Linked DNA regions of Homo sapiens: region 2 is linked to region 1. The links are chromatin loops, found by intact Hi-C in ENCODE. Cell type or tissue: mammary epithelial cell. All regions are shown on one strand. Each heading gives the region's core, and the rest is flanking DNA. Links, peaks and the distances in the headings are about the cores only. Region 1 overlaps CFAP251 (cilia and flagella associated protein 251). Region 2 holds the start of LOC124903038 (a long non-coding RNA gene).

What was found. A loop is a pair of places that touch in the nucleus more often than their neighbours do. Peaks named below come from ENCODE experiments on the same cell type or tissue, not always from the same donor. Only the 100,000 strongest peaks of a DNase experiment are listed, where the experiment ranks them.
Region 2: it touches region 1 in a loop (2.5-fold over the local background); 7 of 110 quality-filtered maps call a loop at or near these places.

Annotation. Positions count from the first base shown.
Region 1 is chr12:121,950,557-121,961,889 of GRCh38, forward strand. It overlaps CFAP251 (cilia and flagella associated protein 251), which reads left to right. Exons shown (of 22, transcript NM_144668.6): 9 at 924-974; 10 at 3,564-3,778; 11 at 6,518-6,712; 12 at 7,716-7,966; 13 at 8,387-8,538; 14 at 10,029-10,202. Among named protein-coding and RNA genes, the nearest start is that of CFAP251, 38 kb to the left of the region's middle. RefSeq lists enhancers at 7,648-8,167, 8,168-8,686. In mammary epithelial cell, for the core only: a CTCF peak has its summit at 5,379 (motif pointing right); no DNase peak of the experiment used is centred there.
Region 2 is chr12:121,995,926-122,007,258 of GRCh38, forward strand. It overlaps CFAP251 (cilia and flagella associated protein 251), which reads left to right. Exons shown (of 22, transcript NM_144668.6): 20 at 3,791-4,019; 21 at 5,572-5,673; 22 at 7,727-7,994. The coding sequence ends at 7,839. LOC124903038 (a long non-coding RNA gene) reads right to left here and starts at 9,775. Exons shown (of 2, transcript XR_007063499.1): 1 at 9,687-9,775; 2 at 548-1,048. In mammary epithelial cell, for the core only: no CTCF peak of the experiment used is centred there; a DNase peak (open chromatin) is centred at 5,656; H3K4me3 peaks cover 369 bases; H3K27ac peaks cover 622 bases.

The DNA.
Region 1 (11,333 bases), core at 1,119-9,118:
TTTATTTTATTTTATTTTTGAGATGGGGTCTCACTCTGTCATCCAGGCTGCAGTGCAGTGGTGCGATCTCAGCTCACTGCAACCTCTGCCTCTCAGGTTCAAGCAATTCTCCTGCCTCAGCTTCCTGGGTAGCTGGGATTACAGGAACCTGCCACCACACCTGGCTAATTTTTGTATTTTTAGTAGAGACGGGGTTTCTCCATGTTGGCCAGGCTTGTCTCAAACTCCTAACCTCAAGTGATCTGCCCGCCTCAGCCTCCCAAAGTGCTGAGATTATAGGCGTGAGCCACCGTGCCCAGCCGATTGTGACTTTACATAGTACTTAATGCAAATTCGAATTCTCTATTAATAAGCCTTTAAAACTTTAATAAATACCTTAAGGTCGGCCGCAGTGGCTCACGCCTGTAATCCCAACACTTTGGGAGGCTGAGGTGGGCGGATCACCTGAGGTCAGGAGTTCGAGACCAGCCTGGCCAACATGGCAAAACCCCATCTCTACTAAAAAAAAAAAAAAATTAGCTGGGCATGGTAGTGCGCTCCTGTAATCCCAGCTACTCAGGAGGCTGAGGCAGGAGAATTGCTTGAACCCAGGAGGCGGAGTTTGCCGTGAGCTGAGATCGCGCCACTGCACTCCAGGCTGGGCGATAGATGTGTTTCTGCTTGAAGACACCTTATTTAATATAGAACTCCATCTCAAGAAAAAAAAAGTCATAATCATTTGTGGCATTTTTTATATTTTTTATGTATTTGCTTTTCTTTCAGAATGTTTTTAGATATTTCCCAAGACAGCAAGTTCTCTTACCTGTAGAAACTGCAAATTTCTGACCTTGTTTAGATGTATTTGTTTTGCTTTTATTATTAATGCCGTTCTTCCTTTGGAAACTGGGTCTTTTTGAGTAGTGATTATTTTTTCCTCTTATCAGTATGAAGAGAGGGATACACTGGCTCACAGTGCCCCACTTTTAACTGAAAAAGTGAGTATGCCTATTGCATTTTTGTCCATCAGATTTTGTGGAGAATAAATATTTATGTGCAAGCTTAGCTGCTTCGGGCTACTCTTTGTACATCTTGATATTAAGCTACTGGGAAATAATTTGAAAAATTTTACTTGGGTCCTGTATACATATTGAATTGTCAGTTGAAAATCATGTAAGTATTGTTAAAAATAATTTTTTTTTTTGAGACGGAGTCTTGCTCTGTCGCCCAGGCTGGCGTGCAGTGGCGTGATCTTGGCTCACTGCAAGCTCTGCCTCCCGGGTTCACGCCATTCTTCTGCCTCAGCCTCCCGAGTAGCTGGGACTACAGGCGCCTGCCACCACGCCCGGCTAATTTTTTGTATTTTTTTTTAGTAGAGACGGGGTTTCACTGTGTTAGCCAGGATGGTCTTGATCTCCTGACCTTATGATCCACCTACCTCAGCCTCCCAAAGTGCTGGGATTACAGGCGTGAGCCACTGCACCTGGCCCTAATAAAATGTTATACAAAGAGTTATTGCTGTGAGAAAATATAAAAACGTGATGGCTTTTAGAATGTGTATGTGCATATTGACAAGGAATGAAAGTTGTGGGGGTGCAGTGGCTCTCATCTGTAATCCCAACACTTTGGGAGACTGAGGTGAGAGGATCACTTGAGCTCAGGAGTTTGAGACCAGCCTGGGCAACACAGGCTAGACTTCGTTTCTACTAAAAAAAAAAAAAAAAAAAAAAAAAAAAAAATTGCCAGCCAGGGTGGTATGAGTCTGTGGTCCCAGCTACTCGGGAGGCTGAGGTGGGAGGATCACTTGAGCCCAGGTGGTCAAGGCTACAGTGAGCTGTGTTTGTGCCACTGCATTCCAGCCTGGGCAACAGAACAAGACCCTGTATATAAAAAAAAAAAAAATGAATGAAACAGTGTAAGTAAAGTCGTTGAACATGAGTGGATCCCTTATAAAGCTGCTCAGTTTCAGAATAATACATGATATTAGGTATTTAGATGTTTGAGAGCCAATAAGAGGGAGGTGAACCAGATGTTGAGAAAACATTTTATCTTGCCTGCTTGCCGCAAGCTCTTGTGTCTGAGGTGGAACTTGAGTCGTCTCCTGTAGCATTTTCTGCATTTGCTGCCCATGTAACCTGCTCTCAGGGAGCACCTGATGATGAGTTTTCTGCATACTTGCTTCTCTCTCGGTATGATTTGTAGAAATTTATTTAAGAGGGCATGCCAAAAGACAAAAACAAAAAATAAAAAGTTGAGATGGATGGGCACAATGAGATTATTCTGTCTGCAGACTTGTTTTTCATAAATGAAAGTACTAAAAAATACCATCAGTTCTCATTATTGTTGGTAGTTATGTTATATAAAGTCTCTGTAAACACCAAATTAGCAGATACTTAACTATTGCTCTTAAGGGAAATATAGGGGTAGGTTTCTGTGAGCCTCTGGTCACATTTTCACCAATTGATCAATACATAAGCTTGTTTTATGTGTATTTCTATTTAAAGACACTTTATTTAATATATAACATTGATTCATTAACATTGAACTCATGGCCAACAGCACTATAACTCATGACTTGAACAAAACTCATCTAACCTACATATTTTCTCCATAAAGCACATCACAGCATTCTTTTGCTTAGGAACACTAGCCAGCACTTCAGCACTATGTTTCAGGGTCAATTTAAATACTAAAATCACCAAGAAAAATGCAAACAACCAAAAATGCAAACAACATGGCACTAAATAGACCATGAAAAGGACACTTGTTTATAGTCAGAGCTGAGACAAGAAGGCGGAGCATTGCCCTGCCTGCCCTCAACTGGAAATGTGCATGTTGAGTGAGTAAAATTATTTGTCACACTGCACATGCACTTCTGCAAATGACCGTGAGAGTGCTGCAAGTATTGATTTTGGGATTACAAATCAATTCTTAAAGTAGGTAAATTCGCAAATACAGAATCCACAAATAATGAGCCATTTGAAATGATAAAAATGTATTGAAACAGTGCTGCTCTTAGAAAGAACTTGGTGCTCTTGTTTGACTAATCATTATTTTACTATTCCTCTTGTGTTCAAGTCAGAAGAGGTAAACCTTAGGATCTTCTCTGTATTATTAGAGAATCGGGCAGCATAGAGAATAGGGCATTTCTATGTACAGTGCTTAAATATTTTCTACTGATGGGAAAATACCTTATGATAAAAGGAGGCTGGGATAATTATTTTATGCTATTTTATAACCAGAGCATGCTTTGACTCACAACAGGCATTAGTTTCTTCACCAGTCTCTGAAACCTCCATAAGAGAAGTTTAACAGGTATAAACAGTGATTAACCACTCTCTCGTTTGCTTTAAACAAACAATGTAATTGAACAGAGTACATAACCCTTCACTTGCTCTTAGCAAACTTCCAGAGGTTCAGAACTGCCTGGACCATGGCAATTCATGGGAGACGGTTTTAGTGATTGTTTTCTTTTTCTTTCTCTTTTTCTCACTATATTTCAGCATAGCATTATAAAATATCGTATTGATAAATGCTTTGTTTTATATTTATTACCAACAGTAACTATAACCTTTCTTTTGAAACAGACCTTCAACAAGCTTGTGGGAAAGTTTAGCCAGTCCATCTTTCACTTGAATTTAACACAAATACTCTCAGCCACAATGGAAGGGAAGCTGGTTGTCTGGGACATACACCGCCCACCCTCATCTGCCTCCACCTTTTTGGGCTTTCCCTATATCAAGCCTTGTAAATTGGTTCATTTGCAGAAAGAGGGTATCACGGTACTTACCACAATTGATAGGTAATTTTAACTTAATTAAAAGATAACTATGGATAATTATAAAAATATTTTAAAATTGTTATGGGAGGTTGGGCACAGTGGCTTACACCTCTAATTTCAGTTCTTTGGGAGGCTGAGGTGGGAGGATCACATGAGGCCAGAAGTTCAAGACCAGCCTGGGCAACATAGTGAGACCCTATCTCTACCAAAAAACAAAGAGAGAGAGATGGGAGGATTGCTTGAGCCCAGGAGTTCGAGGCTGCAATGAGCTATCATTGCCACTGTGCTCCAGACTGGGTGTTAGAGTGAGACCCTCCTGTCTTAAAAAAAAAAAAAAAAAAAAAAAAAAAAAAAACCTCTTTTGGATGTATATGCATATTTTGTATAGCATAAAGTATTCTGGGGAGAATCATAATGAACTGGGAACATTGGTTGCCTCTGAGGAAAAGAACTGAGAACTAAGATCAGGGATGGGGGTGGATTTACTTCTTTTTATAGTTCCATTTATACTAATTGGATTTTTAAAAAAATCATGAGTATGCATTATGTTTAAAAAATCCCTTTGTGTCGATGAAACAAAAAGGAACTAGATTTTTTCTTCTGTGCTAATTGGATGGATTTTGCACCCAACATTTTACATGCATTAAATGTAAGAAAATAATTTGAATAGCTGTATTATTTTTGTCTGATTACAAGATAACATTTACAGCTGGGAGCGGTGGCTCACGCCTGTAATCCCAGCATTTTGGGAGGCCGAGGCGGGTGGCCTCAGGAGTTTGAGACCAGCCTGGCCAACATGGTGAAACCCTGTCTCTACTAAAAATACAAAAATTAGGCAGGTGTGGTGGTGTGCGGCTGTAATCCCAGCATCTTGGGAAGCTGAGGCATGAGAATCACTTGAACCCAGGAGGCAGAGGTTGCAGTGAGCCAAGATCTCACCACTGCACTCCAGTCTGGGCGACAGAGTGAGACTCGGTCTCAAAACAAAACAAAAATAATATTTACCCATTGTGAGAAGATCAAATGCATCAAAACTCTGTCTTAATTAAGACAGAGTTCTCATTTCAGCTGGGTCCCTTCCTTGCTGAGTGACCTTGAGCAAGGAACTTAACCTTGTTGAGCCTCTATTTCTTCATCTGTAAAATGGGCATAACAGTACTATTTCTCTCAGAGTGGTTTTATGAGGATTTCACGAGATATGGATGCACATGCTTGGTGCAGGGGAACCCTAGGTAAATGGTGGCCATCGTCAGTGTGTGAGAGAAGTTCCCGAAGGTGTGGAGAAAATTGCCTAGTGATGGGGACGCTACCCATATGGTTAGAGTCACTGGGCCATCTGCTTTCAAAATGCCCATTTGCTTCCATTCGCCTTTCTTTCGATGCAGGGGAACAATGAGGTCTTGACATGGTTTTACAAAGAGAAATGCAAATTGTCACCCTCACTCAGTGGAGCGAGAAGATAGGAGAACTGCAGTTGGCCATGCAATCAACCTTTAATCGGTTGGGGTTTAGGATCCAGTGGAGACCAGGCCTGGGTTCTCCAAGTTAATAAAACCCAGTCAGGACCTGGGAGTCCAAGAAGGAAAAGGTCTCTGGAAATACTTGGTCAGTATTGCTGCTTCTGTCCAGCAGAGGGCAGGGACAGATGTTCAAGCCAATTAGCCCACCTGCCTTGCTTATTAATCAGAAACCTCATTTAACCACTCTGCATATGTAAGAGAAAAATCCTCCTCATCTGCCCCCCGTGATTAGAATTATGTCAAAGTCTTTTTTAAAAAGCCCATTTGGGATGGATCCAAGGACTGGAAATGAAAGCCATTTTGTCACGTGGCACTGCCTTCTGCCGTGATGACTGGACAGGGTTTTATGATCACACTAACAGTAGTGCCTTCCTGTAAAGTGGCTAGTGTCCCATTGCCAGCCTGCATGATTTCAGAGGGCTGGTGAAGCGATTCTCTCCATTGTCATCTGTAGTTATATGGGGAGTGTAAATCCTTGTCCACCTCCATTGCGTATGGCTGATCTTGGAGGGCAGGGAAGAACTAGCAGAGAGCATGGACTTTGCTTTAGATATACCTGGGTTCCTTGCATAGTCAAGCCACATGGCCCTGATAAAATTGCCAGGTATAAGTATGTCCCATGCAATATATGGGATGTACTTACACTAAATTTTTTGTTTGTTTGTCTGTTTTGTTTTTTGAGACGGAGTTTTGTGCTTGTCACCCAGGCTGGAGTGCAATGATGCAATCTCGGCTCACTGCAAGCTCCGCCTTCCATGTTCAAGCGATTCTCCTGCCTCAGCCTCCCGAGTAGCTGGGATTACAGGTGCACACCACCACACCTGACTAATTTTTGTATTTTTAGTAGAGGCGGGGTTTCACCATGTTGGCCAGACTGGTCTCGAACTCCTGACCTCAGGTGATCCACCCGACTTGGCCTCCCAAAGTGCTGGGACTACAGACATGAGCCACCACACCCAGCTACACTAAATTTTTTTAATGCAAATTTTCAAAGTAACTGGGTATCTGTATTGTTACCTGCTAAATCTGGCAACACAATGCCCTGAGCAAATTTCTTAACTCTCTGAAAGTTAGTTTCCTAGATGTAAATTGGGATAACAGTAAAATCATTCTCGTTGGGAGTATTAAATTAAGTTTTTGCAATGCCCCAGAATCCAGAGCCTGACATATAATTAGGTATTATATAGATGCTACTTGTTATTATTGCTATTTGCAAAACTGATGTTATTCTCCATTTCAGCTACATTGTCACAGGTGACATTAAGGGGAACATTAAGTTCTATGATCACACCCTGTCTATTGTTAACTGGTACAGTCACTTGAAACTGGGCGCCATAAGAACTCTGTCCTTTTCAAAGACCCCAGCAACTCCTCCTACTGAAAAATCAAACTATCCTCCTGACTGCACTTTAAAAGGTGACCTTTTTGTCTTAAGGTAAGTTGTTAATGAATCTAGTCATTAGAATGGTTGAAAAATGATCACTGTCTTCTTTAGTTTGCATACAGTGGGAGGTTCGTGTTGTTCCTGGGATATCTCCCTGGCTGATTGTGATAACCACTGGATCATTTAAAAAATTAATGAAACATAAGGCCGGGCGTGGTGGCTCACGCCTGTAATCCCAGCACTTTGGGAGGCCAAGGCGGGTGGATCACGAGGTCAGGAGATCGAGACCATCCTGGCTAACATGGTGAAACCCCGTCTCTATTAAAAATACAAAAAATTAGCCGGGCGTGGTGACGGGTGCCTGTAGTCCCAGCTACTCGGGAGGCTGAGGCAGGAGAATGGTGTGAACCCGGGAGACGGAGCTTGCAGTGAGCTGAGATAGCGCCACTCTACTCCAGCCTGGGCGACAGAGCGAGACTCTGTCTCAAAAAAAAAAAAAAAAAAAATTAATGAAACATGACTTTAATATTAAGACTCTTTAGTAACTGGAAGCTGTAAAGTCCTGATCCCTGATCTCTCACCTCTGTTGAGTCTGGAGTCTTTTGCTGCAGGTTGGTCTCTTTTCTCTAAGCTGAGCTTGTCCTAGCCACTGCAGTTAAAGGCACTGGATAATTAATAGCCATAACATTTCAAGACCGAATTATCTGTGAGTCTGCTTAATTACCCTTGCAGTAGTTACAGGCACATCTGTATGTGTGCACCAAACTCCATATTTGCATACACAAATGAATATTTGCATGTGCAGATTAGCTAATTGTACAACTGACTGTCCATCTGCATACTTAATGACTCAATTTACATGGAGAAAAGTGGGCTTTTTCACTTGCAAATGGAGGCTGTTGGGTATTGGTGGTATATTTTTGGAAATGTTGGGTTAATAATGTCACTAAATTACAGACGACAGAGGCGTTTTATGTGCAATTAGAAGCAGAATAGCTGGCATGCCCCATTCCCTGCAAACACTGATATTGTTTGGTCTCTCCTTGGCAAACAGGAATTTTATCATTGGAACATCTGATGCCGCGGTGTACCACTTAACAACAGATGGGACCAAACTTGAGAAGTTATTTGTAGAGCCCAAGGATGCCATTTGTGCCATCTCCTGCCACCCATATCAACCCCTCATTGCCATCGGGAGCATCTGTGGGATGATCAAAGTGTGGAATTATGAAAACAAACAATATCTTTTCAGCAGGGTTTTTGAGAAGGGGCTTGGAGTCCAGAGTCTGACCTACAACCCCGAAGGTATTTTCATCTTATCAGCCTACCATCGGTTCCACATGGACAGCCCTGAAAGGGATGGATGCACCTGGGCTGGCATAGCTCCAGGAAGTCTCCCCGACTCCAGCCCCCAGCAGGCTGGATGAGGCGCCTTCTCTCTGGGGCTCCCGTGGTGTTCTGGGCCTATCTGTGCGTCTCTGCGCGCTCACCCCAGCAGGCTGGATGAGGCGCCTTCTCTCTGGGGCTCCCGCGGTGTCCTGGGCCTATCTGTGCGTCTCTGCGCGCTCACCCCAGGAGATCACGCGTTTCGGTTCATTTCTCCGCACGGGAGCTTTGTTGTGTTAGTTGCTGTCTTCTCCGCACCCAGAACAAAGCCTGGCACAGACTCAACATCTCTTGAATGAATGTAATCCTTTTCCATCGTTCTCTGGCTTGTCATTTCAGGAGCCCTTCTTGGAGCTGGCTTTACAGAGGGGACAGTTTACATTCTTGATGCAATGTCTTTAGAAAATGAAAGCCCAGAGCCTTTCAAATATTCCAGAACCAGTGTGACTCATATAAGCTTTTCCCATGACTCCCAGTATATGGCAACTGCTGTAAGTATTTTCATGGACAACCCATCCAGTGGCTTAGCAATTTTATTTGAAACCAAAAGAGGCCAGACATAGTAGCTAACACCTGTAATCCCAATGATTTGGGAGGCCGAGGTGGGAGGATCATTGGAGGACAGGAATTCAAGACCAGCCTAGGAAACACAGCAGGACCCCACTGCTACAAAAACACTTTTTAAAAATTAGCCAGGCCTTGTGGCACACATCTGTAGCCCCAGTTATCCAGGAGGCTGAGGCGGGAGGACCCCTGCGGGCCAGGAGTTTGAGGTTACAGTGAGCTATAAGGCAGGTATGTTGGTCTGCCTTTATGTTGGGAGGGAAAAGCAGTGGTCTTCGCTAAACTCCTGTCCCTTCCGGCGCTCTCCATCCCCACACTGGTGCGGCCACTCCTCCGGTTTGTGTACACAACGCTTCTGAAGCCAAAGCTGTCTCAGCATACTGTGGGTGCACACAGTCCAGCTTCTGTGTCCCCTCAGGCCAGGCTCTCCCACTCCAACTGGGTTCACTTGCAGCCTTCATACCTTTCAAAAACACATAGCTTTTTTATTATATGTAGCTGGACAAAGAAAAGGGAGGACGAAGGCACAAAGAGTCAGGCTTTTGGCTTTCCACAGACAGCGAGGGGGCACCTGGAAAGGAGTGTAAAACCATAGTTTCACGTTCATACTTTCTTCCCCGCTACCTTTTCAGTTTTCTGCTTTTAACTTTAATTTTCTTATCTGTAAAATGGGCATTAGGCCAGGTGTAGCTTATACCTGTAATCCCAGCACTTTGGGAGGTCGAGGCAGTCAGATTGCTTGAGGCAGGAGTTCGAGACCAGCCTGGGCAACATGGTGAGACACCCCCCATCTCTACAAAAACTAATGAAAAAAAACTAGCCAGGTATGGTGGCATGTGCCTGTAGTCCTAGCTACTTAGGAGGCTGAGGCTGGAGGATCTTTTGAGCCCAGGAGACTGAGACTGCAGTGAGCCGTGATCAGGCCACTGCACTCTAGCCTGGGCAACAGATCAAGACTCTTGTCTCAAAAAAAACCCAAAAAAACTAAACTAAAACTAAAATGGATATTGTTTTACTACTTGCTTGAATAGACTAAGATTATTTTTGAAAAAAATATTCTTAGTATTTTTTTTTTTGATAGGGTCCTGCTCTGTTGTACAGGCTGAAGTGCAACAGATCTTGGCTCGCTGCAACCTCCTCCTCCCAGGTTCAAGCAATTCTTGTGTCAGCCTCCCAAGTAGCTGGAATTATAGGCATGTGCCACCACGCCCAGCTAATTTTTGTATTTTTAGTAGAGATGGGGTTTTGCCATATTGGCCAGGCTGGTCTCAAACTCCCGACCTCAGGTGATCCACCCGCCTCGGCCTCCCAAAGTGCTGGGATTACAGGCGTGAGCCACCGCGCCTGGCCCATAATGATGATTCTTAATTTACTAAACGTAAAATGGGATAACTCCTTCTCTTTTGCTCATCTTCAGGATAGAAGTTTTACTGTGGCTGTTTACATGCTGGTGGTCAGAAATGGACAGAGGGTCTGGGAGTACTTAGCAAGACTTCGCTCTCATCGCAAAAGCATTCGAAGTCTCCTGTTTGGGGTTTACCTGGACAGCAATGAGCCTAGACTGCTGAGCCTTGGGACAGACAGGCTCTTGGTGAGCTGTTTAGTTTTCGTTGACCTGGTCGCCAAGACTGTGTCTCACTCTTGTGACATCCCTGGCATCTTGCATAGAGCCAGGCCCACAGTACGTGTGTTTGTTGGAGAAAATGAATGCACAGTGAAGGATCACAAACCTCTCCAGGTTGGCATTTTGCCTTAACATGGCTGGGACACCACCTGGGGACTCCTGTGCTGAACGAGGAGGCTTCCCGGGCAGCAACAAGTTAGAAGGCAAGGAGCGGGGAGTTCCCCATAGCTTGGAAAGCAGCCGCCCTTGCCTCCCAGTGTGCACGGGGAGGGCTGACACTCACTAACACTGTCTTCATGTCCATCAGTTGGGGCCAGGCTGCTACCTAAATGTGAAAACTAGGAGAGGTTGTGAGATAAGAGGAAAAGGTAGGGATGGGCAAACGCAATATTACAGAGTCAGGTGAAATGGATTCAACCAGTCATTGTATCTGTCTGTTTTTCCTTCCTCCCTCCCTCCCTCCTTTCTTCTCCCCCTCTCTCCCTCCCTCCCTTCCTTCCTTCCCTTTCTTCTTCCCTCCCTCCCCCGCCCCTCCCTTCTTTCTCTCCCCTTCCTTCCTTTATTCAGTTTCTCCATCCATTCATCCATCTGTCCATCCATCCATCCATCCGTCCATCCACCCATCCATCCATCCATTCTGCCCTGCCCACGGAAGCATACCTGTATGGGCCCAGTTCAGTGGCTACTGATTTGTGACTGCCAAGTGTTGGGCTGAGATTTAGATATGAATTAGTTCCTAAGATAATAAGTGACACAGTATAACAGAACTGTAAGACGTCAGGTGTGGGAATCAGCTGGATCTAAATTTGAATTTTTGAATTTTTACTCTGCCACTTTTTAGCTATGTGACCTTGGACAAGCCACTCTGAACATCCTTGAACATCTGTTTTCTCATCTGTAAAATGGGCAGAACAGTACCCCTTTGCAGGGAAGTTCTGAGGATGACATGACAGCTGTTTTTAGAGCACTCAGCTCATTGTCTTCCAGGTAGTGAATTCTCAGTACTGATGACTTAGTCAGTGTCAGGTCTAGGCAAGTCTTCTCTTAGGAGACCTGATACCGTCTCCCCCAGAACAGCACTGTTGGCTGATAATTATA
Region 2 (11,333 bases), core at 2,227-10,226, 46 kb after region 1:
GCATAGAAAAAATAGGAAGGAAGTGCCCCAAATCTCACCGAAATTGTGATTGGATGGTTGGATTACAAGAGATTTTTATTTTTTTCTTGATACTTGAGGCCAGACCAAGATGTGAGGGTGAAGGGTACTTGAGATAGGTTGGTAGCTTGGCAGTGCTGCAAACTGGTGTCCTCTGAATTTTTGTTCCACATTTTTTAAGTGGGACATGGAGAAATTGGTTACCGATTGATAAGTAATGTGTACAAATAGAGATTAAATTCCTGGTTCATTCCCACAGACCAAAGTAGAATGCCTGTTCTTTGGCAGGAGCAGGGAGGAGAGGAAGCAAATTGGTTCCCACTTCTCTGTTGCTCTTATTCTTTCTTTGTAAAATTCCAAACCCCACAGTTTATTGGGAAACATCCTAGGTTAAAATGTAAATGCTAAAATAAGTTACTAATTCCTAGCCCTTTCACTGGTATAATTGGGGTTTCTGCATTTCAGCTGACTGCTACATGCACGGTACAAAAATACTGCACAGAGAGAGGCTGACGGCAGTGAGGAACAGTTTTGTTTGTTTCTTTATTTATTATATTTCTCTCTTCCTCGTGTTTTGCCAGTGACATAAGGCGTCCTGTGAGGAGTCCTGTGTTAACTGGCCCCGCATTTCCACTTAAACCTAGGCATGTCAGCACCCTTTTCTCATTCGAGAAAAATTAGAAAATACACAAACTTTCCAAATGAGAAGGGGAAAATTTTTTAAATTATTATTTTTTTAAGCTGCAAAGAATGAACGTCTAAAAGATCTCATGGGCTTGGGCTCTGTAGGAGTTGGCAGTAGTAACACCATCACCCGATCATCTGCTGGTGGCCAAAAGGAAAGCCCTTATCAAAAAGGTATTTAGGAGCCTGGAGTCACAGCTTTTATCTCTGATGGGAAGCTGTGCACACTCTAAAGTGAGGTGGCCTGGTGCAGCCCCACTGGAGGGTGTTTTTAAGTTCTTGCAGTGACAAGTTGTCACATTTTCTTTTTGCTTCATCCAGATGCATGAATCAAAGCAACTGAAGTCTGAAAGGGAATGAAATGCCATGAGCCAGTATCTGTAACCTGCGGGTGACAACTCGAGAGCAACAAGTGACTGGGTTTAAGATGATCTCCTTTTAAAGGCGTCTTTAAAGCAAAAGGAAGCATGTGTGTTAGGGATCCACGCGCATGTGATGAACCACATAGAGCAGTGAAGTGGTGCAAATGGAAAATTCAGTAGCCAGTACATGGGGCGAGGAGGTAGTGAGATGGCACGAGGGAACAGCACATGCGTGAATGCAAAGGCGTACGCCACAACACCCGGCTCATTTTTGTATTTTTTGTAGAGACAGAGTTTCACCAGGTTGTGCAGGCTGGTCTCTAGTTCCTGGGTTCAAGCAGTTCTCCTGTCCCAGCCTCCCAAAATGCTGAGATGGCAAGGTGTGAGTCACCGTTCCTGACCATCATCTCTCAAAAAAAAAAAAAAAAAAAAGGCATGCATGATGGCTCACTCCTGCATCCCTACACTTTGGGAGGCAGCTGTGCTGCAGCCTGGGTGATAGAGCGAGATTCTGTCTCTTAAAGAAAAAAAATTTAAGTCTTCCAATCCCTGAATATGGAAAGTCTTTCCATTTACTTATGTTTTCTTTAGTTTTTTTTTTTTTTACAATATTTTGTAGCTTTTAGAGCACAAATCTTGCATTTTTGTTAAATTGATTCCTAAGTACTTTATTCTTCTTAATCCTATTATAATTGGAATTGTTTTATTAATTTATTATAATTATTGTGCTGTTCACTGCTAGTGTGTAAAGAAATACAATAGTTTGTTTTTTTTTTTTTGAGTTAGAGTTTTGCACTTGTCACCCAGGCTGGAGTGTAATGGCGCCATCTCAGCTCACTACAGCCTCCACCTCCCCAGTTCAAGCGATTCTCCTGCCTCAGCCCCCCGAGTAGCTGGGACTATAGGCATACGCTACCACGCCGGGCTAATTTCGTATTTTTAGTGGAGACAGATTTTCACCGTGTTGGCCAGGCTGGTCTTGAACTCCTGACCTCAGGTGATCTACCCACCTTGGCCTCCCAGAGTGCTGGAATTACAAGCCTGAGCCACCATGCCCGGCCTCAATTGATTTTTTTTTTAAGACAGGGTCTCACTTTGTGTCCCAGGCTGGAGTGCAGTGGCATGATCATGGGCTCACTGCAGCCTCGAACTTGTGGGCTCAAGCAGTCCTCCCACCTCAGCCCCCTGAGTAGCTGGAACCATAGGTGCATGCCACATGCCTGATTAATTTTTTGTTTTCTGTAGAAGCAGGGTCTTTTAATATGTTGCCCAAGCTGGTCTCGAACTCCTGGCCTCAAGCAATCCTCCAGCCTCAGCCTCCCAAAGTGATGGGATTACAGGGGTGAGCCACTGCACCTGGCCTATAATTGATGTTTATATTATTGATCTTATACCCTGCAACCTTGCTGAAGTTGTTTACCAGTTCTAATAGTTTTTAGTGTAATATATATATATATATATATATATATATATATATATATATATATATATATATATATGATTGTGTTATCTGCAAATAGAGATAGTTTTGCTTCTCCCATTCAATTCTGGGTGCCTTTTATCTTCTTTTCCTGCCTAATTTCCCTGGCTAGAACCTCCAGGACAGTGTGGAATGGAAGTGGTGCCAGGTGGCTCATGCCTGTAATCCCAGCACATTGGGAGACCAAGGTGGGCAGATTGCTTGAGCCCAGGAGTTTGAGACCAGCCTGGGCAACATGGTGAAACCCCGTCTCTAAAAAAAAATACAAAAATTAGCCAGGCATGGTCAAGCATGCCTATAGTCCCAGGAACTCTGGAGGCTGAGGTGAGAGGATCGCCTGAACCTGAGAGGTCAAGGCTACAGTGAGCAGAGGTTGCCTCACTGCACTCCAGTCTGGGTCAAAGAGTGAGACCCTGTATCAAAAAAAAAAAAAAAAAAAAAAAAAAAAAGGGGGAAGTGGTGAGAGTGGACATCCTTGTCTTTTTTTCTGATCTTAGGAGGAGAAAGCATTTAGTCCTTCATCATTAAGTATGATGTTAGCTGTGGGTTTTTCACACATGCCCGTTATTGGGTTGAGGAAGCTTCTTTCTATTCCTAGTTTGTTGAGTGTTTTTACCATGTAAAGTTGTTAGATTTTGTTAAATGCTTTTTTTCTATGTCTGTTTAGATGATCATGTGGTTTCTGTCCTTTATTCTGTTAATAATAATGTATTATATTAATTGAGGTTGACATGTTAAACCAACCTTGCATTCTTGGGATAAATCCCACTTGATCATGGTGCACAATCATTTTGTATGCTCCTGGATTTAATTTCTTGTATTTTCTGGAGGATTTTTCCATCTAAAATAATTGGAAAGTATTCCTTTTTCCTCTATTTTTGTGCAGTTTGTGGAAAATTAGTATTCTTTTTTTTTCCCCCCGCCGAGACAGAGTTTCACTCTGTTGCCCAGGCTGGAGTGCAGTGGCACGTTCTTGGCTCACTGTAACCTCAACTTCCAGGGTTCAAGTGATTCTCATACTGTGCCAGGCTAATTTTTGTATTTTTAGTAGAGACAGGGTTTCACCATGTTGGCCAGGCTGGTCTCAAACTCCTGGCCTCAAGTGATCCTTTGGCCACGGCCTCCCAAAGTGCTAGGATTACAGGCATGAGCCGCTGCACCAGCCCTACTGTCCAATTTTTAGAAATCTATCCTGGTGCCTTTTCTATTTACTGTGGTCTTTTTTTTTTCCCCATCTTTCCCCTAGATTGATGATATATTTAACGAAATCAAATTTGGTGAATATGTGGACACTGGAAAGCTAATCGACAAGATCAACTTACCAGATTTCCTAAAAGTGTACCTTAACCACAAGCCACCTTTTGGTAACACCATGAGTGGCATCCACAAGAGCTTTGAGGTGCTCGGTTATACCAACTCCAAAGGGAAAAAGGCCATTCGAAGAGAGGACTTCCTGAGACTGCTCGTTACTAAAGGTAAGCACATACATCAGGATGTCTGGTAACATCCTGGGGCCATTCCCAGTGTAGAGAACTGAGTTTGGGGAGCCAGCCCCTGTGGAGCTCCATCTTTCATGAAAGAGGTGATTTGACCAGATTTGAGCCATGAGGGGTCTGGCTGACCCACCTGCATCCCTGGCAAGTACGAAGTAATGGGAGGGACCCGGAGCTAGAAAGCAAAAGAATGTGATTCGTGTTGCAACTACCTGAGCCTCAGCAAGACTCGGCATCCTCACTTGTAAAATGGGAATAAAAATGCCAGCTGATCCATCTCCCTGGGCTGTCATAAGATTTGGGTTGGGGCCGGGCGCAGTGGCTCATGCCTGTAATCCCAGCACTTTGGGAGGCCGAGGCGGGCGGATTGCTTGAGGTCAGAAGTTCAAGACCAGCCTGGCCAACACAGTGAAACCCCATCTCTACTAAAAATACAAAAATTAGCCGGGTATGGTGGCACACGCCTGTAATCCCAGCTACTTGGGAGGCTGAGGCAGGAGAATTGCTTGAACCCGGGAGGTGGAGGTTGCAGTGAGCCAAGATCACGCCACTGCAGTTCAGGCTGGGTGACAGAGCGAGACTGTCAAAAAAAAAAAAAAGAAAGAAAAAAAGAAAAGAAAAGAAAACAAATATTTGGATTGCATTTGTGAAATGCAACCACACCAAAGTAAACTTTTTAATTTTTACCTACTATGTTTCTCATTATTGTACATGAGGATGTCAAGTAAACTCTCTTGGGATGACAGTTTCATCTTAGTCCAAGTGGGTGGTTCTGAGAGGAGGGAATTTGAAATGAAGCAGAGCCTGGTCCCCGCAGCATGCTGTCCTATTTCTCTATGCCAGCCCCATGTATGTTCCTTGCCTGGAGGACCCTGTTTAACACCATTAGGAAGCATATGTGACAGTACCATGGGACTCTAGATCATTTTTGTGTCTAAAGAAAAGGGGCTGGGCGCAGTGGCTCACACCTGTAATCCCAGCAGTTTCAGAGGCTGAGGCAGGAAGATCACTTGAGCCCAGGAGTTCGAGACCAGCCTGGCCCAACATAGCAAGACTTCATCTCCACCAGAAAAGTTTTTATTGTTTTTGTTGCTTTTTTTTTTTTTTTTTTTGAGACAGAGTCTCGCTCTGTTGCCCAGGCTGAACTGCAGTGGCACGATCTCAGTTCACTGCAACCTCCAACTCCAGGGTTCAAGCAATTCTCCTGTCTCAGCCTCCCGAGTAGCTGGGATTACAGGCCGCGCCACCACACCCGGCTAATTTTTGTATTTTTAGTAGAGATGGGGTTTCACCATGTTGGCCAGGCTGGTCTCGAACTCCTGACCTCAAGTGATACGCCCACCTTGGCCTCTGCAAGTGCTGGGATTACAGGCATGAGCCACCACGCCCAGCCTAAATTTTTTTTTCAATTGAGTAAAAGAAAAAAAAATAGTGGGATAATTCTCTTTAAGACCTCTGAATAATAACGCTAAGCCCTGACAGTATGCTTAGCCTCAAGAGTTAAACAATCACCTTCTCACTCTTTGACACACAGGTGAGCATATGACGGAGGAGGAGATGTTGGATTGCTTTGCTTCACTGTTTGGCCTGAATCCCGAGGGATGGAAATCCGAGCCTGCAACCTGCTCCGTCAAAGGTACCCCAGCTGGCTTTGTCTGGGCATGTAGCTGTGGCTCACTGATTTGTTGTAGACTTCAGTACATTTATTTCTCCTGATCGGTGCAAGCCACTCTCCCTAAGACTGCACATAACAAAGCATGTCTGTTGGGAATCCCACATGAATAAGTTATGAAAAGAACAGTGAGTGGTGGCTTTTGTTCCCGCGCTCTGTCCGTCCTTTTGTTTCTTCTGGGCTTATTTTCCCTTTGTTCCACTGACCTGTCATCTTGCCGGCTTGGGTGGGTGAATATTGGCCACCCGTAGAGGATCCAGTTTGACAGCTGTTTCAGGAGAATAGGTATGTAAAGAGAGACTTGGGGGCCAGGCACCATGGCTCACGCCTGTAATTCCAGCACTTTGGGAGGCCAAGGCAGGAGAATCGCTTGAGGTTCAGAATTTGAGACTGGCCTGGGCAACATAGCGAGATCCCATCTCTACAAAAAAAAAACCAGGCTGGGCGCAGTGGCTCACGCCTGTAATCCCAATGCTTTGGGAGGCCGAGGAGGGTGGATCACATGAGGTCAGGAGTTCAAGACCAGCCTGACCAACATGGTGAAATCCCATCTCTACTAAAAATACGAAAATTAGCCAAGCATGGTGGCACACACCTGTAATCCCAGTTACTTGGGAGGCTGGGGCAGGAGAATCGCTTGAATCCAGGAGGTGGAGGTTGCAGTGAGCCGAGATCACACCATTGCACTCTAGCCTGGGTGACAAGAGCAAAACTCCGTCTCTAAATTAATTAATTAATTAAAGCAAAACAAAACAATTAGCTGGGCATAGCGGTGTATGCTTTTAGTCCCAGCTACTCAGGAGGCTTAAGTGGGAGGATGACTTGGGCCCAGGTGTTCACGGCTGCGGTGAGTGAGGATTGTGCCACTGTACTCCAGCCTGGGCAACAGAGTGAGAGCCTGTCTCAATTAAAAAAGAGAGAGAGAGAGAGAAAGATTTGGAGAAGGAGAGAGCATCAACTTGGTGGGCAGTACAAGCCCAGCTACAAGCTGCCAAAACTTTCAGGTTTTTAAAGATCATCCTCCTGTCCCTTCCTGCTATAGCCTAAGTATTTTTCACCTTTTCGTGCACTGGACCTGAAGTTAGGGCCGTGACTTTCAGCTCAGGAGGAACCAATCTAAACGGCTCTTCTAGGCTCACTGGTACAGGAGCAACTCTGCTGACAAGCCCGGGGATGGTCAGATCCCACCACCATCACCAAGACTGAGGAGGGTGCAAAGACCCCTCACCCATTCCCCTTTTCCCTCTCCTTTTATTGTCCATTCCCCACATCAAATTAAACAAAGTCCCTGAACTCAGATAATTTCAGACTCCAGTAGCTAACAGGTCATTCCCAACCTGCAAGCTCTCCCTACCCCATTCCTTTATGTGCTTCAGATCTCAGAATGTACCTTTCCTGATTGTTATATATTTCTGCTGTGTTCCCAGGCATCTTGAAACAGAAAAATCAATCATACCATGTGGTTAAGGCTTTCCAGTAAGGTTTGCAGAGATTTGGTTAACAGCGTTCTGTTCCGTAAAGGAGAGATTTTTAAGCAATTTCCACCCAGAGTTTTTCAAGGAATCAAAGCCAAATCACAGCACAAAGCCCCTCTTGTTTTTGTTTAGTAGCATTTCCTTGTGTTTTTGGAAAATCCTCCTGAGTTAGAAACATAGTCATTGAGGCCAGATGCGGTAGCTGTAATCCCAGCGCTTTGGGAGTCTGAGGTGGGAGGATCACTTGAAGCCAGCAGTTTGAGATCAGCCTGGGTAACATAGCGAGACCCCATCTCTACAAAAAAATTTTAAAATAAGCTGGGCGTGGTGGCGTGTGCCTGTAGTCCCAGCTACTTGGGAGGCTGAGGTGGGAGGATCACTTGACCCCAGGAGTTCAAGGCTGCAGTGAGCTATGATCGTGTCACTGCACTCCAGCCTGGGCAACAGAGCAAGGCCCTGTCTCAAACCCCTCCCCTCACCCAAAAAAGAAAGAAACATAATCATCATGAAGGCATTTGGTGTTCTTTTCTTGTTTTGGCTAGGTTCAGAAATTTGCCTTGAAGAAGAACTTCCAGACGAAATCACTGCAGAAATATTCGCGACTGAAATTCTTGGCTTAACCATTTCAGAAGATTCCGGCCAGGATGGTCAGTGAAGTTACCAGGAATGTTTAAAGCACAAAGGACTTTGGGTGTGTGTGCATGCACATGTGTGTGTTTTCCATGAGGCACTGCTTTTTATGCATTTCCCTCCCCCCTCTCATCTTTAGAACATTTAGACATTAAAGCAAGTTTCTGGTGAGCAATGGAATTCACAAAGTTGGACATTCCACTGTTTCTGAAATAGAAAAGTGGGCGGAGGCGAGAAAAACCCTGGCAGCTGGATGTACATGGTGGCTGGATCTCTGGGTCTCTGGTGATGCTGCCTGGATGGGGTTTGCACGGGATATGGAGGGGGCGTGGTCTCAGGGGGCAGAGGGGTCCTCAGCCAGCAGCAGGCCTCCCTCGCGACACATGTGGTCCAGGGAAATGATGGTCCATGGCCTCATTCCCTTTCCCTGCAGGGCCACCTGGACCCTCCGCCCAGTGTGGCCCAGTGTGGATCACCCCTGCCTGTTGTGGGGCTGGGGTGGGGGTGCCGGGTGCGCCGGGCTCCTGAGAGTCCCAGATTGTGGCTTCTTATCAGCAAAACACCCAAGTGGTGGTGTGTGACCGTTATAAAGAGCATCATTAGCCATGCTTAACCCCGGTGGCAGCTGCCAGGAGAATGCAGAAGCCCCTCTGAGCGCCCCCGAGCCTGTTCACGCTGCACCTGCGCCAGAAACCACAGAGCAGCCCCGCCCAGCAGAGGCCGGGGCCTCCCTCGCACCCACACTCACCAGTGTGGTGGCTTGGCCGCCTCACACTCTGCTGGGCCGCAAAACATGTAGTAGGCAAAAATAGGGGCCGGTTCCCCAGCTCTGGGACGTTCAGGGGGCGTTACTAAGTTTATAGCAGTATTTTGGCCTTGAAAATAGCATAGCATTGTAGTGTGAACAGATGAGAGTTAGTCTGACTTTGGAGTTTTGTCATCCGTTCTGAGGCCTCATTCAGGCAAAGGTGCCAGATGTCATTCTCCAACACACTCCGTCCAACACACCCCCTAGACCAGCTTCTTCCTCAGAGAAACTAGCATCTGAGATAACATTTCTGATCCACTTAAAGTGCCTTTCTCGGAAGGAACATTCCGTGGCAGAGAAACAGAATAACAACCACATCCTTACTCATGCACGAAGCCCCCTCCACTACGTGGGGTCCAGCTGGAAATCTGGCATGGTGAGAATCTTTGGAACGCCCCGGAACGTGGAACGGAACTGTCTACCCCAAACCAGGCTGTGTCACTGTGACCTTGGGGCAGACAGCACGGGCCAAGGTTCTGCCGGTGCCAGCTTGTCAGATCATGTCACCAGGGCTTTGCAACCTAATTTACATTTTGTTCTTTTTAAAAAACATGAAAAGAAAAACAAGCTTTATGAATCAATTTTGCAGCTGCTGAGGGCTTAGGAGATCTAGTATCAAGCCAGTTAAAAAGTTCCTGGGGACATTTTAGGGAACAAGAAACTCTCAAGTGACTTGTTCTCTTCAAAAAATAACTCGGAATTGGATGCAGTCTCTCACCAACCGGGGGCTTCATTCATTGAATCTGGCGCCCTCTGATTTGGTTCTGATTGATGGCATGTATTGGAATTGTCTTGAGCAGAACCGACCTGTGGTCAGTTGGACCCACTATGGCAGGTTCATTAAGCTGGGACACTGCCTAGCGCAGGCAGATGCTCTTTCTCTCTGCCCATCCGGCTTCAGCATCTCCTTTGGACTCAGAGAGCGGGGAGGTGGAGGTCCTGGTTATGGATCATGGTTACGGTTATGTTCACTGAGGAGACCAAAATCACCATGGACAGCAGGATTGGCACGAATGGCATCCCACCCCACACCCAGCCCAGCCTGGCAGGGGGACCCTTCTTACCTGGGAACCTCTTTCTGCAGGTGTTTGTGGGTTGTTTGGTTTTTCGTTTTTGAGATGGAGTCTGGCTCTGCCACCCAGGCTGGAGTGCAGTGGTGCGATCTCAGCTCACTGCAACCTCCGCCTCTTGGGTTCAAGCAATTTTTGTGCCTCAGCCTCCTAAGTAGCTGGGATTACAGGCATGTGCCACCAGCCACCATGCCTGGCTAATTTTTTTTTTTTTTTTTTTTTTTGAGACAGAGTCTCGCTCTGTCGCACAGGCTGGAGTGCAGTGGTGCAGTCTCGGCTCACTGCAACCTTCACCAGAGAAACTAGCATCTGAGATAACTCAGATTATGTCCCAGGTTCAAGTGATTCTCCTGCCTCAGCCTCCCAGGATACAGCTGGGATTACAGGCACACACCACCATGCCTGGCTAATTTTTCTATTTTCAGTAGAGATGGGATTTCACCGCGTTGGCCAGGCTGGTCTCGAACTCCTGACCTCAGGTGATCCACCTGCCTTGGCCTCCCAAAGTTCTGGGATTACAGATGTGAGCCACCGCCCTGGCCAAGGTGCTTGGGTTTTGTTGTCTCCCAACTTCCTTGACAAAAGCAGGGCACAGCCAATTGCCCCTTTCAGCTCCAGGAGGGCCTCTTCACCTCTCATCAGGGCAGGCCCAGCCTGTTGGCCTCAAAGATGAGAAAAGGGAGGACCCAGTGGCCCGGTCCCATCAGCAGGAAAGAGGATACAGTGCAGAGAGCTCAGGCTTCCAGCAGTAGGGTGGCAAGGCAGCGACAACAGGAAGGGATGGCAAAGAAGACAGCGTCGCGGAGCTTGCTCATGCATCACACTTAGGGACTAAATGCTGAACACCAAAAACACTGTGATGCTCCTTTGCAGAAAGATTCCTGTGCGTTTCACACGGGGCTTGTGGCCGGCTGACTCTTACATCCCGGTTTGTGAGTTCTGGATCAGGAACCACCAAGAGCCTCCCCGGCGCCAGCTCTCTGCTCCAGACCCGGTCCCACCTGCAGGTGAGGGCCTCGCACGCACAGCGTCTGCGCTGGGAGCCCATGGACTTGCCGCGCTCCTGTTCAGCTTCTGCAACTTTCTAGCCACCTGTGCGCCCTTGGGTGTGGCTAAGCTCTTAGACCTCAGTTTCCTCCCGGAGCAACTCCTGCGGTGGTGGTGCGGATGAGAAGAGATGGTGCAAGTAAAGCGTTATTGGCACAGGGTAGAGCTCCAAATATGACAGCAGCTATTATTATCACAGCAGAAACTGTGCCCGAGAATCAGGAAGACATTTGGTGCAAATTAACCTCTCCCAAACCCAGAGTTTGAGCAAGAGTTAGCGTTTGCTCAAATAGGGGTCTCTCCTAGTTTTGACGATGAGCTCTCAACAAGTATTTGTGGAATGATGGAATGAATGAATTTGAAGCCTCCCTGCTCTTTTCTTTTTTTTTTTTTTTGCCGCTCTGTCACCCAGGCTGCAGTGCAGTGGCACAATCTCGGCTCATTGCAACCTCCGCCTCCCAGGTTCAAGTGATTCTCCTGCCTCAGCCTTCCAAGTGGCTGGGATTACAGGCCTGCGGCACCACACCTGGCTAATTTTTGTATTTTTAGTAGAGATGGGGTTTCACCATGTTGGCCAGGCTGGTCTCAAACTCC